Regions from separate parts of the Homo sapiens genome. Here region 2 is linked to region 1. Evidence: chromatin loops called from intact Hi-C (ENCODE). Cell type or tissue: ovary. All regions are shown on one strand. Each heading gives the region's core, and the rest is flanking DNA. Links, peaks and the distances in the headings are about the cores only.

The links. Peaks named below come from ENCODE experiments on the same cell type or tissue, not always from the same donor. Only the 100,000 strongest peaks of a DNase experiment are listed, where the experiment ranks them.
Region 2: it touches region 1 in a loop (2.5-fold over the local background); 3 of 110 quality-filtered maps call a loop at or near these places.

What each region holds. Positions count from the first base shown.
Region 1 is chr3:27,663,335-27,670,926 of GRCh38, forward strand. No RefSeq gene overlaps it. Among named protein-coding and RNA genes, the nearest start is that of LINC02084, 46 kb to the right of the region's middle. RefSeq lists a silencer at 3,521-3,570. In ovary, for the core only: no CTCF peak of the experiment used is centred there; a DNase peak (open chromatin) is centred at 3,587.
Region 2 is chr3:27,570,953-27,578,544 of GRCh38, forward strand. No RefSeq gene overlaps it. Among named protein-coding and RNA genes, the nearest start is that of SLC4A7, 90 kb to the left of the region's middle. In ovary, for the core only: no CTCF peak of the experiment used is centred there; no DNase peak of the experiment used is centred there.

The DNA.
Region 1 (7,592 bases), core at 1,575-5,574:
GCCAATGTTATCTAGCCAGAGCTGTCTAGCAACCATGGACTTGGGCACAACTTAAGAACAAGGGGGGCTGTGCATTGTGGCTTATGCAAGCAATCCCAGCACTTTGGGAGGCCGAGGCGGGCAGATCACTTGAGGTCAGGAGTTCAAGACCAGCCTGGCCAACATGGTGAAACCCCATCTCTACTAAAAATAATACAAAAATTAGCCAGGCATGGTGGCACATGCCTGTAATCCCAGCTACTGAAGAGGCTGAGGGAGGAGAATCGCTTGAACCCGGGAGGCGGAAGTTGCAGTGAGCCGAGATCGCACCATTGCACCCAGCCTGGGCGACAGAGCAAGACTCTGCCTCAAAAAAAAAAAAGGAAAAAAGGGAACCCCCAACCCCCAAATGCATCTCTCTGTAGCCTATAAAATAGATGCCATAAAGTTCTGAGCTGCCGGTGAACCCACTGTCTGCTGGAGGTAACGACTGGAAATGACAAGGCTTTCATATGTCCTTTCCTTAAAACAAGAAGGTCTGACATCTGCAAAAGAGAGTCCTACCAATAAATATATAAATAAAAAGAATTCTGTTGTTTTTTTCTGGTGCCATAAACCCTTCATGGACACTGGAAACAATTTTTGACAATGTACTAATTTCACAGGAATGAGATTATGGAGGATGTGTGATTTTCCCTCCATTTTCCCAGAATTGCGACTCAAGGGTCATCTCTAAGAACAAAACCAATGGCAGCCCAGAATCTGCCTCCTAGGATCTGCAGAGGCTGGGCCCAGCTGCCTCACCACAGGGCTTCATGAGAAGGGCCGGGCTCGTCAAAGGGCCAGCAAAATGTTCTCCACCCTCCCACACACCCTAGTCCACACGAGAGGGGCCTGAGGAGAGGCACCTTTGGAGGAGGGGACATGATGCATTTGTGAAGTTATTTTGCCTCCTCTTTTCACAACTCAAAACCCAAGTGTGGGAGGGCATCAGAGAATCACCCTGATGTTTGGGGCCCACTGACATCGTGTTCTCTTCATAGCCACCAGGCACTCAGGCCTGCTGGTGTGCTGTGTTAAAAGAAAAACTTCAGCCGAATTAAATTTACTGGAGTTTAATTGAGCAATGAACGATTTGTGAATTGGGCGGCCCCCAGAATCACAGCAGATTCAGAGAGACTCCAGGGGTGCCTTGTGGTCAGGATAAATTTATAGACGAGAAAAGGGATGAGGAACACACGTCCAAGTGAAGAAGAGATGGCCAGGGCCAGAAGATGATTCTGTGTTACGGCCATGTCTAAGACCACAACGGCATGGGCAGAGGATGCTGCCATAAGCTGGAATGCGGCCAGACAAAGTGGCTGAATTTTCAAAGGGGTCACTCATGGAGAACTGCTTGGGGTGGCCTCTTGTCATCTTGGCCTATGGGAACTTACAGATAAGAGCTAGGTCAGGGGATTACAACTCTGCCTTGGGCAATTGCCATTCTGCCATGTCCCATTCACCGTTGGCTCCCGGCCAGTAGATTCTCAAGTCTAGTATATGGAAGATGGTAAGGAGTCAAGATGGTTGAGGAGAAGGAATCATTTGAACAAGAAACGAGACTGAAGTGTTAAATGAACAAGACTGGCCTGGCGTGGTGGCTCTCACCTGTAATCCCAGCACTTTGGAGGCCAAGGCAGGCAGATCACCTGAGGTCAGGAGTTCAAGACCAGACTGGCCAATATGGTGACACCCCATCTGTACTAAAACTACAAAAATTAGCTGGGCGTGGTGGCGGGTGACTGTAATCCCAGCTACTTGGGAGGCTGAGGCTGGAGAATCGCTTGAACCCACGAGGCGGAGGTTGCAGTGAGTGGAGACTGCGCCATTGCACTCCAGCCTGGGTGATGGAGCGAAACTCCATCTCAAAAAAATAAAGTAAAATAAAAATAAACAAATGAACAGGACTGAGTTTTAAAACCAAATGAGTCATTTTTCAAATGAAAGGAAAGGCTATATTGTTAGATGAGGACTCAACCTGGCGGAGTCAGTGGAAATTATGGGGCAAATATGTTATTATAAGATTCTTCAACATACCAGGTACATTCTGGTTCCAATCTCATTTACCAAAAGGATAGATGATAATTTCTAATAAAATCACAGCCCCGCCAGGCACAGTAGCTCATGCCTGTAATCCCAGCACTTTGGAAGGCTGAGACGGGAGGATCACTTGAGTCCAGGAGTTCGAGACTAGCCTGGGGAACAAAGCAACACTTTGTCTCCAATACAATTTTAAAGTTAGCTGTGTGTGGTGGTGTGGCTGCAGTCCCAGCTACTCAGGAGGCTGAAGTGAGAGGATTGCTTGAACCCAGGAGGTCAAGGCTGCAGTGAGCTGAGATCATGCCACTGCATTCCAGCCTGGGTGACAGATTAAGACCCTGTCTCAAAAAAAAAAAAAAAAATTCACAGGTCCAAAATGGCTAAAAAAAGGTATATTGTAATATTCCTAATAAAATATTACATTTTATTGTATTTTTATTACATATTTTATTACATGCTTGTAATAAAATATATTGTAATAAGACCTGCTGAATAAGGAAAATAGTATTTGGGGCCGGGCACGGTGGCTCACGCCTGTCATCCCAGCACTTTGGGAGGCCAAGGTGGGCAGATCACCTGAAGTCAGGAGTTCGAGACCAGCCTGGCCAACATGGTGACACCCAGTCTCTACTAAAATATACAAAAAAATTAGCCAGGCGTGGTGGCGTGCACCTATAATTCTAGCTACTTAGGGGGCTGAGGCAGGAGAATCGCTTGAAGCCGGGAGGCGGAGGTTGCAGTGAGCCGAGATCATGCCACTGCACTCCAGCCTGGGCAACAGAGAGAGACTCTGTCTCAAAAAATAAAATAAAATAAATATAAAAAACCAGGAAAAAAAAGAAAAAAGGAAACTAGTATTTGGAACATAATATGTAGCTCAGAACTTCCAGCAATTATATGATGTCCACTGTCCATTAGTAGAAAAAATAAGCCACAGTTCATGAAGAAACAGAAGCTTTTCCTGGTACTGAGTTCTCAGAATCTATCACTAGACTCTTACTTATTGTAATGAAGTCTCCCACAGCTGTTTTTACAGGAAATGCAAACTTGTCTCCCATGTGACTTTGGCGAAAGACCCAGTAAACAACAACAGTCCTGAAAGCACAAAGCTACAGGAATAAGTCCTCCCAGCCCTATCCTCTACTCAAGGTCTGAATGCAACACACCTGTGGCTTGTTTCTGGCTCAACAATAATCTTTTCCTCACAAAGCAGCTCTTAAGCACTAAGCAGGGCTTCCTGTCACTAATCCCCAAAACATTTCTATGGGATAAAAACAGGAGACCAAGGGTAGACTCCTGCTAATTTAGAAACATTTTAAAAGATGGCTTGGGTTCAGTCTGCTCATTCCTCCCTGCCTCTACCACCACAAACCTAAAGAAAACAAAATTCCTACAGAAAAGCAAACTGTAAAACTCACAACCGCAGCATGAAATGAGGAAGCAATGGGGTGCAGCACAAACTGTAATGTGGAAATGCTACACAGCGTCTCTCTGCTGCCTCCCACCAGCCAGGGCCGGGCTGGGAGCCAGGTCTGAGAAATAGTAGCACATGCTGCCACTCTTTTTGTGGATGGTTGCCATGGCAACCTGCCTCTGTTCAAATGCTGAGCATCTTTCAGCAGTCTCATCCTTATGCTCTTCTGGCCTGGAAGGGAAGTATTAGAAAGAAGGTAGTATGGGGGGGTTGGGGGAATACCAATGAGGGTATATGAAACAAATAGATTGTTGGAGGATCAGGTAAGATGCCTCCCGTTATACTGGAAGTCTCAAGAAAGGGGTGGAAGATGGGTGGGCTCTCGATGTAGGTCCCACCCTATTTTCTGCAGCAATTTCAGTCATTCATTCATTTACCCACTTGCTCATTCTTACATTAAACTAATTTTATGGAGCACCAATCATACTCCAGGCATTATACTGGGCATTGGAGGTTTAATGATGAAAAAGATACCATCCCCCCCCCCCCCACAGGGAGCTCACAGTTCACATGGGAGATAGGAGATACACACACACACATGCGTGCACACACACACACTCAATTAATCATGATATAATGTTATAAGTGCAGAAATAGACATACATAAAAAATATTACAGACTTGAAAAACCAAGTGCAATTAATTCTTAGAGTTGAGTGTAAGGAGCTGATAAGAGAAAACTGCATAGAAAGGTTAATACTTGAGTAGGGTCTTGAAGGAGTTTGTTAAATGGAAAAAAAAATTGTCCAGACAGGGCACAACACAAACACTTGTGGTATGTTCCACATGGGATGTATCAAACAACCACCAATAATAACAGCACTTGCAGAGTGCTCAGCTACTGTTCTGTGTGCTTTATATGTATTATCTCAGCTAACCCTCACAGTGACTCTGTAGAGGAGGTATTGCTGTGCCATTTTACAGAGGCACAGATAAGTAAAATAACTTGCCTAAAGTTACACTGGTATTTGATATTGGGTGGGAGAACCAGGCTTCTGGCTCCAAAGTTCATGTGCTTAATCTCAGCCTTATGCTTATCCCATTGTTCTGGGAAGGCAAGGTCACAGGATATACATGGGGAAAGAGGAGAAACAACAGTTGAGACTGCTGGGAAACAAAGATGAGGGGTAAATTATCATGCCCTCAAATGCCATTTTAAAAAATCTGAAATTTGTGTTTTGGTCATGAGAAGCCATGATGGTGTTACAATGAAAATGGTATTATTATGGTGATTCTGGAATTCACGTGTAGGATAGAATGGAGGAGAAACAGACTGACGATTTCAACAGCAGGAACAGGAAGAGAAAGGAAGGGGAAGATCGCATGTAGTTTAAAACAAGGCAAGGCCCGTGTCATTTGGTTCATCACAGAGCCTGGTATACCACAGGCATTCAATAAATATTGGTTAAATAAATGTTTCAAAGTTGTCTTATTTGGCTTTACCTGAAAGCAAATTCTGAAATAAAAGTTCCCATATGAGAGTTTATTTAGGAAGTGTGGGGAATACCAGCAGATTAGAGAAGTAAGACAGGGAAGGAAAGGCAGCCAATAAAGGCCGGGCACTGTGGCTCATGCCTGTAATCCCAGCACTTTGGGAGGATGAGGCAAGTGGATTGTTTGAACCCAGGAGTTTGAGAGCAGGACGAAATGATTAAACTTTTTCTCTACAAAAATACAAAAATTAGCTGGCTGTGGTGGTGCATGCCTGTAGTCCCAGCTACTCAGGAGGCTGGGTGGGAGGATTGCTTAAGCCTAGGAGGCGAAATTTGCAGTTAGCCAATATCGTGCCACTACACTCCAGCCAGGGTGACAGAGTGAGACCCTGTCTCAAAAAACAAACAAACAAAAAACCCCAGAAAACAAAAAGGAGGTATAGAGACAGCTTAGTGTTTGAGTTATTTGAACATGTCTGTGATTGACTGATCCCTGGCTGCTGTCACTGGCTGAGACTCAGCTATTTGTTATAAAAGTATATTTCTAAGTTAAGCTTTCAGTTAGTTTAAATACTAAGTTGGTTGCAGTTTGTTCAGTAAGGAGTCAAGTACTGAGGCATCTTCAGGCCAAATTTAGTTTAATTTAACCATTGGGGGAATGTGTTCTTAGTGGTGAGAAGTTGGTGTTTTAGACTCTTGGATTTTATTATTTGGGTGAACTCCAGAAAACTTCCCAAATATTATGGGTGGCTTTTGTAGAAGGTTAATTATATTATTCAACGTTGAAAGCTGAAACTCCATCAAGTAATATTTATAACAAAGATTGAGTAGAAAAGACGGAGGAAGGAGAAGGAAGAGGAAGAGAAAAAAGTGAAGGGAGAAAGAAGGGGAGAGAAAGACTACTACTAAAATCGGCATCACAGGTCCCAAAGCCAGCTCTTGTATCTGAATGTGCAAAACTTGACTAGTGTCTAAAGTTTCTAAACAGTGAGAATGAGATATTAACACGCGATTTGTTTTTCTGGCTAATCATGAAGTTCTCATCTGAAGAAAAATTTCTACTCATTCCCACCTCCCCTCCCACCCTACTCATCTCAGCATCTTTCCCACCTTCCCACCCCACTGAGATCTTGTCTACCCAAGATTTTCTGTTTCTTATCACAATTGCATTCTATGAAGGTAGGTCTTCCTCTATTTCCCAATTTGAACAGATAAAAAGTAATGATTCCTAAACTTGCAATGCAACTGTGTCTGCCCCAGGGAAGGATCAAAGGAAATTAGCCCACAGAGTCTGTTCTGTTATACAAAAACCATGGGTTTTTGTTCCAAAGCGTGACTCTAGGGGTACCGCAGAGACTGATGCCATGGCTATGTGGTTAGAGCATGAGTAAGTACCTCAGAAAGCATGATGTCATCAATGCACTTTTCAAGCCTTAAGACAACCTTGCAGGTATAGCCCCCATGTCTAACTTGTCAGAACTTTATCAATGGCAGAATGGCATAGAAGGAAGCAGGTGGCTAACCTGTTGCCTGGAGTCACATGGGAGCTTCAGAGACCTGCTGAAAGGAGAACTGTCTTAGCATTGCTCCCTTAGTCATTGCATGCCTCTTTTGGCAAACCTTGAAATTCCCTCTAGTAACCTTATAAGGAACTGAAAATTATAGCCAACATCTAAACACAAGTGGATGTATTTAACAAGTGAATATCGTATTCAAACCTGTCAAAACAAAGATAACTGAAAATCATGTGAACACCACAGTGTGAATAAAAATTCACCCACTTTCGGCCGGGCACAGTGGCTCATGCCTGTAATCCCAGCACTTTGGGAGGCTGAGGCGGGCGGATCACGAGGTCAGGAGATCGAGACCATCCCGACTAACACAGTGAAACCCTGTCTCTACTAAAAATACAAAAAATTAGCCGGGCATGGTGGCGGGTCCCAGCTACACAGGAGGCTGAGGCAGGAGAATGGCATGAACCCGGGACGTGGAGCTTGCAGTGAGCTGAGACTGCACCACTGCACTCCAGCCCGGGCGACAGAGCGAGACTCTGTCTCAAAAAACAAAAACAAAAAATTCACCCACTTTCAAGACATGTCACTTTCCAGACATTGCCTCATTGACTCTTTCACCTCAAGAGAGAGGAGAGTTATGGCAAGCTATGAATATTTCTTGTCCCTGGACAGAATGGGAAAAGTATGGAAATCTTGCCTTTTGAAAAGCATAGCAGGATTATTAAAAACATCAAGAACCACCAAACTAAGGTGAATGCAAAAAGAAAGAAGCAGTTATTGTGAGACCACAGGTATCTTTTGAGAGTAGACAGTGAGAAACAGTCTTTTACAGAGCAGAGTATCAAATGAAGCTCATTAGGCCTGGCAAGGCACATTAAAGAGACATTCAGACCAGGCACTGACTCACTGAAGGCAGCTCAGGTGTGGTCCAGGGTACTAGGTTCTCCCTGAGGTTGTGACTACCAATTAGATGGTGATGGAAGGTATGGTGAGCTATCTGTCAATGTCTTCAAAGGCCTCTGGAGCAAAGCCACAGTGTTCTAACCAGGTGCACACAGAGAATATTTTTCTGATCCACAGCCAGAACATGGTGTAGGCCTGAAAGATAAC
Region 2 (7,592 bases), core at 1,696-5,695, 92 kb before region 1:
TGAGGGAAAGTCTGTGGGCGAGGCACACACTGCATTTTCTACACCCCTTTCCAGGGAAAAATGTCCACAGGAGACCTGAATCCTCTCCATAGCATTTGTGACAACTGGTTGTTCCCATACCCACCCCACACCTGAACTGAGAAGAAACTTAGTACATATCAGGGCAAATGATTTCATTGCTGGCAACTTCAAGTGTTGAAGTGCTTTCCCATGTATCCTAAAATCTCCCTGTCCCTACATTCCTCAGTGGCTGCTAGTTCAACTCTCTGGAGCTGCTCAAAACACCTAAAGCCTTTTCTGCATGTCAGCCTTTAAATATGTGAAATAGTCACAATAGTCCCTCTGTATACCTGTGGTTCCCTGTTTTTTAAACATCTGCAATTCTTTCAACATAATGCTTACATGATATGATTTTGAGTTCCCAGCCATCCCTCACACACCTAAGAAAAATTTTTTATAAAGGGAAAATAAAGTATCCACTAAGGACCATGTACTAAATTGCTTTTAAACACTGGCGTCCCTTCAACCCACATTCTTTAAATATGTGATGACAACATAGTGAGAAAAGAGGCTGGGCTTCCTTGGGGAGATGGATGGAGGATGAAGGTCGTTAACAAGGCTCAGTGTCCCCTCTACATTCCAGCACAATTCAACTCTTGTTACAAACTTGCAAATACCTACAACAAAAGTAAAGCCCTGTAAGTAATTGTTGTATCTTCTCCAAAGGCATATTAGGGATTTGAGTTCTTGTTCTCTACCCTTACCCCAAATTGTTTATGAATATATTCCTTTCAGTCATGTGTAGCACTTTTCCTGAGTGGACTAGGGGAATTTGATTTTCTCCATCTTGTTACATTTCTAGTACAGTCTTGTTGAGCCCCGTGCTCCTTTCACAGATTAATTCCTTTCCCAGCAGTTGCTCAGCTTTCCTGACAAGGCTTATAGTACTTTCTGTAATGCTCATTGCACCCCTTGGAGAAAAAGATTATTCCTGTTATATTACAGAAGAGGACATTGAGCCTCAAAGAAGTGAATATTTTTGTCTAAAGCTAAAATGGGAACCTAGGCTTGCCTGACTCTCAGCAATTTCTGTTATCTTTTTCCTGTTTAGGATCCATTCCTCCTTATTCTGGTATAGTGCCCACATTTATCTTTTGGAAACCGCCCCCTCTACTTACTTCAATCTTTGTTATTTGGGTGAAGATGTCTCCATCCCAGGTTCCAGGCACAAGCCAGTCACCATACACTCTTCCCTTGGCCAGTTATTGGTTCAAAGATGAGCACGTGACCAGAGTTAGGCCCTTATTTTATTTTATTTTATTGAATTAATTAATTTATTTTTTGAGGTGGAGTTTCACTGTGTCGCCCAGGCTGAAGCACAGTGGCACAATCTCGGCTCACTGCAATCTCTGCCTCCCAGGTTCAAGTAATTCTCTTGCCTCAGCCTCCCAAGTAGCTGGGACTACAGGTGTGTACCACCACGCCTGGCTAATTTTTGTATTTTTAGTAGAGACAGGGTTTCACTATATTGGCCAGGCTTGTCTTGAACTCCTGATAGGCCTGCCTTGGCCTCCCAAAGTGCTGGGATTACAGGCGTGAGCCATCGTGCCCGGCCAGGCCCTTATTTTAATCGGGTGAAAGAAAGCAAGAAATTCTTTCCAATAAGACTAGAAGTTGTAAGGGTGATGTGAGCCTGAATCTACCAGGAGCCACCACGAAGAGCCTAATAATGGAGCCATCAAAGAGGATAATTGAGATAAGGGGGAGAGAGGGTGAGCTCAGATGGCATCACTGGAGTTCCTAGATCCAGCTGTATCTATTTATCTCTGGACTTCTCTGTTACAGGATCAATAAGTCAAAATCAGTCTCTCTATCCACCCCACCATGTTCTTCCCCCTCTGCCTCTTTCTCTCTCTTCTCCTTCCTCCCTCTCTACCTCCTAAGCAAGTTTGAGCTGATTTATTATTTGCAATGGACCAACCAAAATAATTGTAACAAATTGGTACTCCTCTCCCCAAGCTCTTCCCACAACAGTGCACAGATTACATTTTGGTATAGACACCACACATACCCACATCCACGCAATCATTTATTTTTTTCAGACCCATTTGCTCTCACAAACTGATATGGTTTGGATGTTTGTCCCTTTCAAATCTCATGTTGGAATGTGATCCCTAATGTTGGAGGTGGGGCCTAGTGGGAGGTGTTTGGGTCATGGGTGGCAGAACCTTCATGAATGGCCTAGTGCCATCCTAGTAATAATGAGTGAATGGTTGTTCTATTAGTTCACGAGACAGCTGGTTGTTAGAAGGAGACCAGCACCTCCTTTCTTCTCTCTCTTTTGTTCCCTCTCTTGCCATGTGACACACCTGCTCCCTCTTTGCCTTCTGCCATGAGTAAAAGATTCCTGGAGGCTCACCAGAAGCAGATGCTGGTGCCATGTGTCTGTAGCCTGCAAAACTATGAGCCAGATAAACTTCTTTTCTTATAAATTTCCCAGTGTTGGGTATTCCTTTATAGCAATGCAAAATGGAATGACACACGCTTTGAGAGAAGCTGGGGCTGGGTCCGTATTAAGTTGTTATAATGTGTTGTTTTTTTTTTTTCTGAGACAGAGTCTCGCTCTGTCACCCACGCTGGAGTGCAGTGGCACGATCTTGGCTCACTGCAACCTCCGCCTCCCAGGTTCAAGCCATACTCCTGCCTCAGTCTCCCAAGTAGCTAGGATTACAGGCATGCGTCACCATGCCCAGCTAATTTTTGTATTTTTAGTGGAGATGGGGTTTCACTATGTTGGCCAGGCTGGTCTTGAACTCCTGACCTCATGATCCTCCCACCTCCGCCTCCCAAAGTACAGGATTACAGGCGAAAGCCACTATGCCCAGCCTATAGTCTTTTTTATAAGTGAAGAAACTGAGACTCAGAGAGGCTAAATGACTTATCTAAGATCATGCAGTGAGCCAGTGGATGGCAGACCTGGTAGAAGGACCCAGACACCGGGTCTTAGGCCAGTGTTCTTTCCACTGTATCTTGCTGGATTCCTGGGCTCATGACTCACCTTAATCAACAAGCTACATGATTCTCCAAAAAAGCTCATCTCTCTGGACTTTAATTCTCAACTACAAAATGAGGAAGTTGGCAACTATGATTCCAAAGGGCTCTTCCAAAACTTGTATTCAGGTGCTCCATGATATTGCTTCATAACTGTGCCTAGGACTGGCTAGGTTGACTCTAAGACCCTAATGAGAGAATGTCACATCAGTCAGCATGCACACACACACACACACACTCATGTACACACCTGTCATTAAAGTCTCTAGTGTTTTTGTGCTGAGAAGGAGCAAACATTGGTAACAACCCAAGAGTAATAAAATAATTGTGTAGATGCTCCGTACCCCATCTGTTCTATTCCTGTTTTTAAAACGAGTGCCATGTGCTTTAATCTTCTTGTCTTTTAGTCCCCAAACAAAATGAAATAAAGCAGTCTTTGCGTTGCTGCATTTCCAGTGACAATGAGACAACGGGCTCTGCACCAGTCCTGGGTCACTCACTGAGCTCTGCACTGGGGAGTGGGAAAGTGGAGGAGCTGAAAAGCCTGCCTCCTCCCATTCCTTAGGTGTGGAGACAAGGTTCAGACACAGCTCTGAGCCAAACATGTGTTCTCCCAGCTGGGGCCTATGGCTTCTCAAGATGTCAAACAGGGAAGTAGTATGTCCACACACTGATGTATTACTGATAATTCATTTATCTCTCTTCTTTTTTTTCGAGACGGAGTCTCGCTCTGTTGCCTAGGCTAGACCAGTGCAGTGGCACCATCTCAGCTCACTGCAACCGTCACCTCCCGGGTTCAAGCAATTTTCTGCCTCAGCCTCCTGAGTAGCTGGGATTACAAGCTCCCACCACCATGCCCAGCTAATTTTTGTATTTTTAGTAGAGATGGGGTTTCACCATCTTGGCCAGGCTGATCTTGAACTCTTGACCTTGTGATCCACCTTCCTCGGCCTCCCAAAGTGCTGGGATTACAGGTGTGAGCCACCACACCTGGCAATAATTTATTTATCTTATTATTTTATTTTTATTAGTACCAAAGACCAAGACTAGTGGTGTTTTGTTTTGTTTTGTTTTTTGTTTTCGAGATGGAGTCTCACTCTGTTGCCCAGGCTGAAGTGCAGTGGTATGATTTCAGCACGCTGTAACCTCCGTCTCCCAAGTTCAAGCAATACTCCTGCCTCAGCCTCCGGAGTAGCTGAGATTACAGGCTCCCACCACCACGCCCAGCTACTTTCTGTATTCTTAGCAGAGATGAGATTTCACCATGTTAGCTGTGCTGGTCTCAAACTCCTGACTTCAAGTGATCTGCCCGCCTTGGCCTCCCAAAGTGCTGGGATTACAGGAGTCAGCCCCTGCACCTGGCCCAAAACTAGTGTTAATGAGAATCTAAATCCCCATTAGACTACCTGCTTGTTGTGGGCACCTCCCTGGCCTTCATTTACTTTGCAGATTCTTTTAGTCACTCTTGGACTTTTCTTTTTCCTGCATACTGCTTTAAAAGATTTCTAAAAGGAATAGGAGCACAAAGGATATTGCCTTGCTATATTTTGTTGAACCCTAATTGTGTCGGAAAAAACTCAAACCATCTGTCTGCTGTTCTCACACCACAACAACAACGAACACAGAAGACTTCTGTGAGCAAATGTGTGGGAGTTTCTCCCCACACACCATGCAAGCAATCAGTTTTGCAGTGGATCCCAGCTGTATAGCATCAGAAACCACAGGATGAGGGTTCCATCTCACAAGTCTGCCCCCTCTCCTTCCCACCAGTCATGAATCTAGGCCCCTGGAACATCTGACCAACCAGCTTTAACTTGGGGTTTTCACAACCCCCGATTTGGGTTGGATTAATTTGTTAGAGCAGCCCACAGAACTAGGGAAATACTTATATTGACCAATTTAATGCAAAGGATATCTTAAAGGACACAAATAAACAGCCACATGAAGAGATACACAGGATGAGTTCTAGAAGAGTCCTTGAGTGCGGCAGTTTTGTCCCTGTGAAGTTGGGGACATTCTCTTGGCACATGGATGAGTTCTTGTGCACTTCCCTGAAAGCTGGGGGATGGAGCTGAAAGTCCCATCCCCTCTAACCCTGCCTTGTTCCTTCTGGTGACCAGGCCCCCATCCTGCAACTACCTAGGAACTGCCAGCCTTGAGTCAACTCAGTGTATGAAAGACACTTATCACTTTGAATATTCCAAGGATTTTAGGAGTTGTGTGCCAGCACACACGGTCAAAGACCAAATATATATTTCTCAGTATCATACAAATACAAATCCTTCCCAGTGAACTGCAATCAACTGGCTCGTGAGAATCAGGATCATTAGCAACCCAAGAATGTTTCTTGAGTTCCTGCACTCTCCTCATGCAGAGCTCCTGCCCAGTCATTGTTCTAGCTGCTTCATTGCTCCCTTCGTAAGGGAGACACTATGTCCTGACAAAGCATTACTTGCCCAAAGTAATGTCCTGTACTCTGTCTGTTCTTTAGAAAATTAGCATTACACTGTCACATGTTCACCTTTTACTATCCCAGATGTTATCTCTGAATTCAGGATTAGTTTTAGTTAATAGGACTTTAAAACTTTTGCTGGGGTGGGAGGGTAGGTGAGTATACTGGAGTGTAGAACCATATTCCAAAGCTCAACAAGACAACAGCAAAGCCTCACTCATTGTTTAATTTAGAATAAGGTGGGACATGGTCTTCTATGTGAAGGAAAAAAGGCACTTGGTATAATTCTGACTTTCCTAGGAGTCAGGGGTTTCCAGATTGGCCTCTCTCTTTTATTTTTTTGAGACAGGGTCTCACTCTGTTGTCCAGGCTGGAGTCCAGTAGCATAATCATGACGAACTGCAGGCTCTACCTTCTGGGCTCAGGTGATCCTCCCACCTCAGCCCCCCAAGTAGCTGGGGGACTATAGGTGCGTGCCACCAGGCCTGCTAATTTTTTTTTTTTTTTTTTTTTTTGGAGAGATGAGGTTTTACCATGTTGCCAGGCTGTTCTCAAACTCCTGAGCTCAAGTGATCCATCTGCCTTGGCCTCCCAAAGAGCTGTGATTACGGCATTAGCCACCGCCACCATGCCCAGACCAGATTGGCCTATTATTGATGTCCAAGCTCCTTCAGAGAGAACCTTAATGAGAGCTCCATACCTTGGGCAATATGTACATTTTAACACTTCAAGAAGGAAAAGTGATAAACTTCCCAGATAGATTTCCTGCTCCACAAACTGACAATAATGTCCCAGAGTTCATACGATGTAGCCATAAAACACTGGAGTGTTGTTTCTGTAAGAAGAACACCTCTGTCATGGCGTCCATCTGTAGAAACCCTGCCCTGTATCATAAGCCTGGATCCTCTGCTTAGATGCAGACAATCCCTTAATATGGACGTCAGATCCATTACTTAATTCTTGAACCACTGGGGAATTAAAGACCAAGAGTACTCATGAGGCCAGGCATGGTGGTCCTCACCTGTAATATTAACGCTTTGGGAGGCCAAGGCAGGAGGATTCCTTGAGCCCTGAAGTTCAAGACCAGCCTGGGCAACATAGGGACGCCTTGTCTTTACGAAATATAAAAATAACTTAGCCAATTGTCAGTGAGCCGTGATCATCAGATCACTTCCTTCCAAACTACGCAACAGAGCGAGACTGTTTTTCTTTTTTTAAAAAAAGAGTGCTCATGGAACAGTTGGCCTCAGAGCAATGTCTCTTGTTAAATTGTTGGCAACCACAATATCAGCTTGCTGTTCCCTTATAGGCATAGACCAAAATTTGCTTCTCCAGTTTCCTGAAATAACTTCCTGGTCTAATCTAATCTTGCCAATCCCTTAAGGGCCAGCTCAAACCCCATCATCACTGGTTCCATAAAGGCATTCCCAATTACCTCTCTCTAGCCACAGCCTGCAGTCTTAAGCTGTCTTATTTCCTTCTTCTTTAGAATCTAATTCAAACTCCCCACACCTGCCTTTGTTCTTGGTCTATATTTTGGAGGTTTTTTACCTCTTCTTGTCTCTTCCTCTTTCTCCCTAACATCTTTCTGATTTCTGGGGCTCTGGACCTTGTGTCTCATTTCCTGTATCTAGCCTTACACTTGCCCCTGGTATCTGATACTGATATGGCTTCTCTGGAAATGACCAGAGCTCCCTTCTTTGGCTCCAATATTGGTACTTGCCTTTTGGATTTTGTCCACTAATGAAAGATCTGGATACTTTGCCTGACTCACTCCATTCCTGGAACTTACCTCAGTGCTGACCTCTAAGGCCAGCTAGTTTCTGGTCCTGTACAAAGGAAACTGAACAAGCATAGCAAGTAATGTATTTTCCTTTGGCTAAATGTCTTACCCCAGGTAGACAGTAACTCTCCTGATGTGGGACCACAAATCATAAAATAGGGAAGGCCTAGCCTCGTAAGTTTTGGAGTTAGATGTTTCTGAGTTCTAATCGCAGCTTGCCATTGAATTCATTTACTTATTATGATCTTGGGCAAGTAATGAGCCTTTTTGAACCTCAGTTTTTTTCGTATCAGTTAAATGGGAATA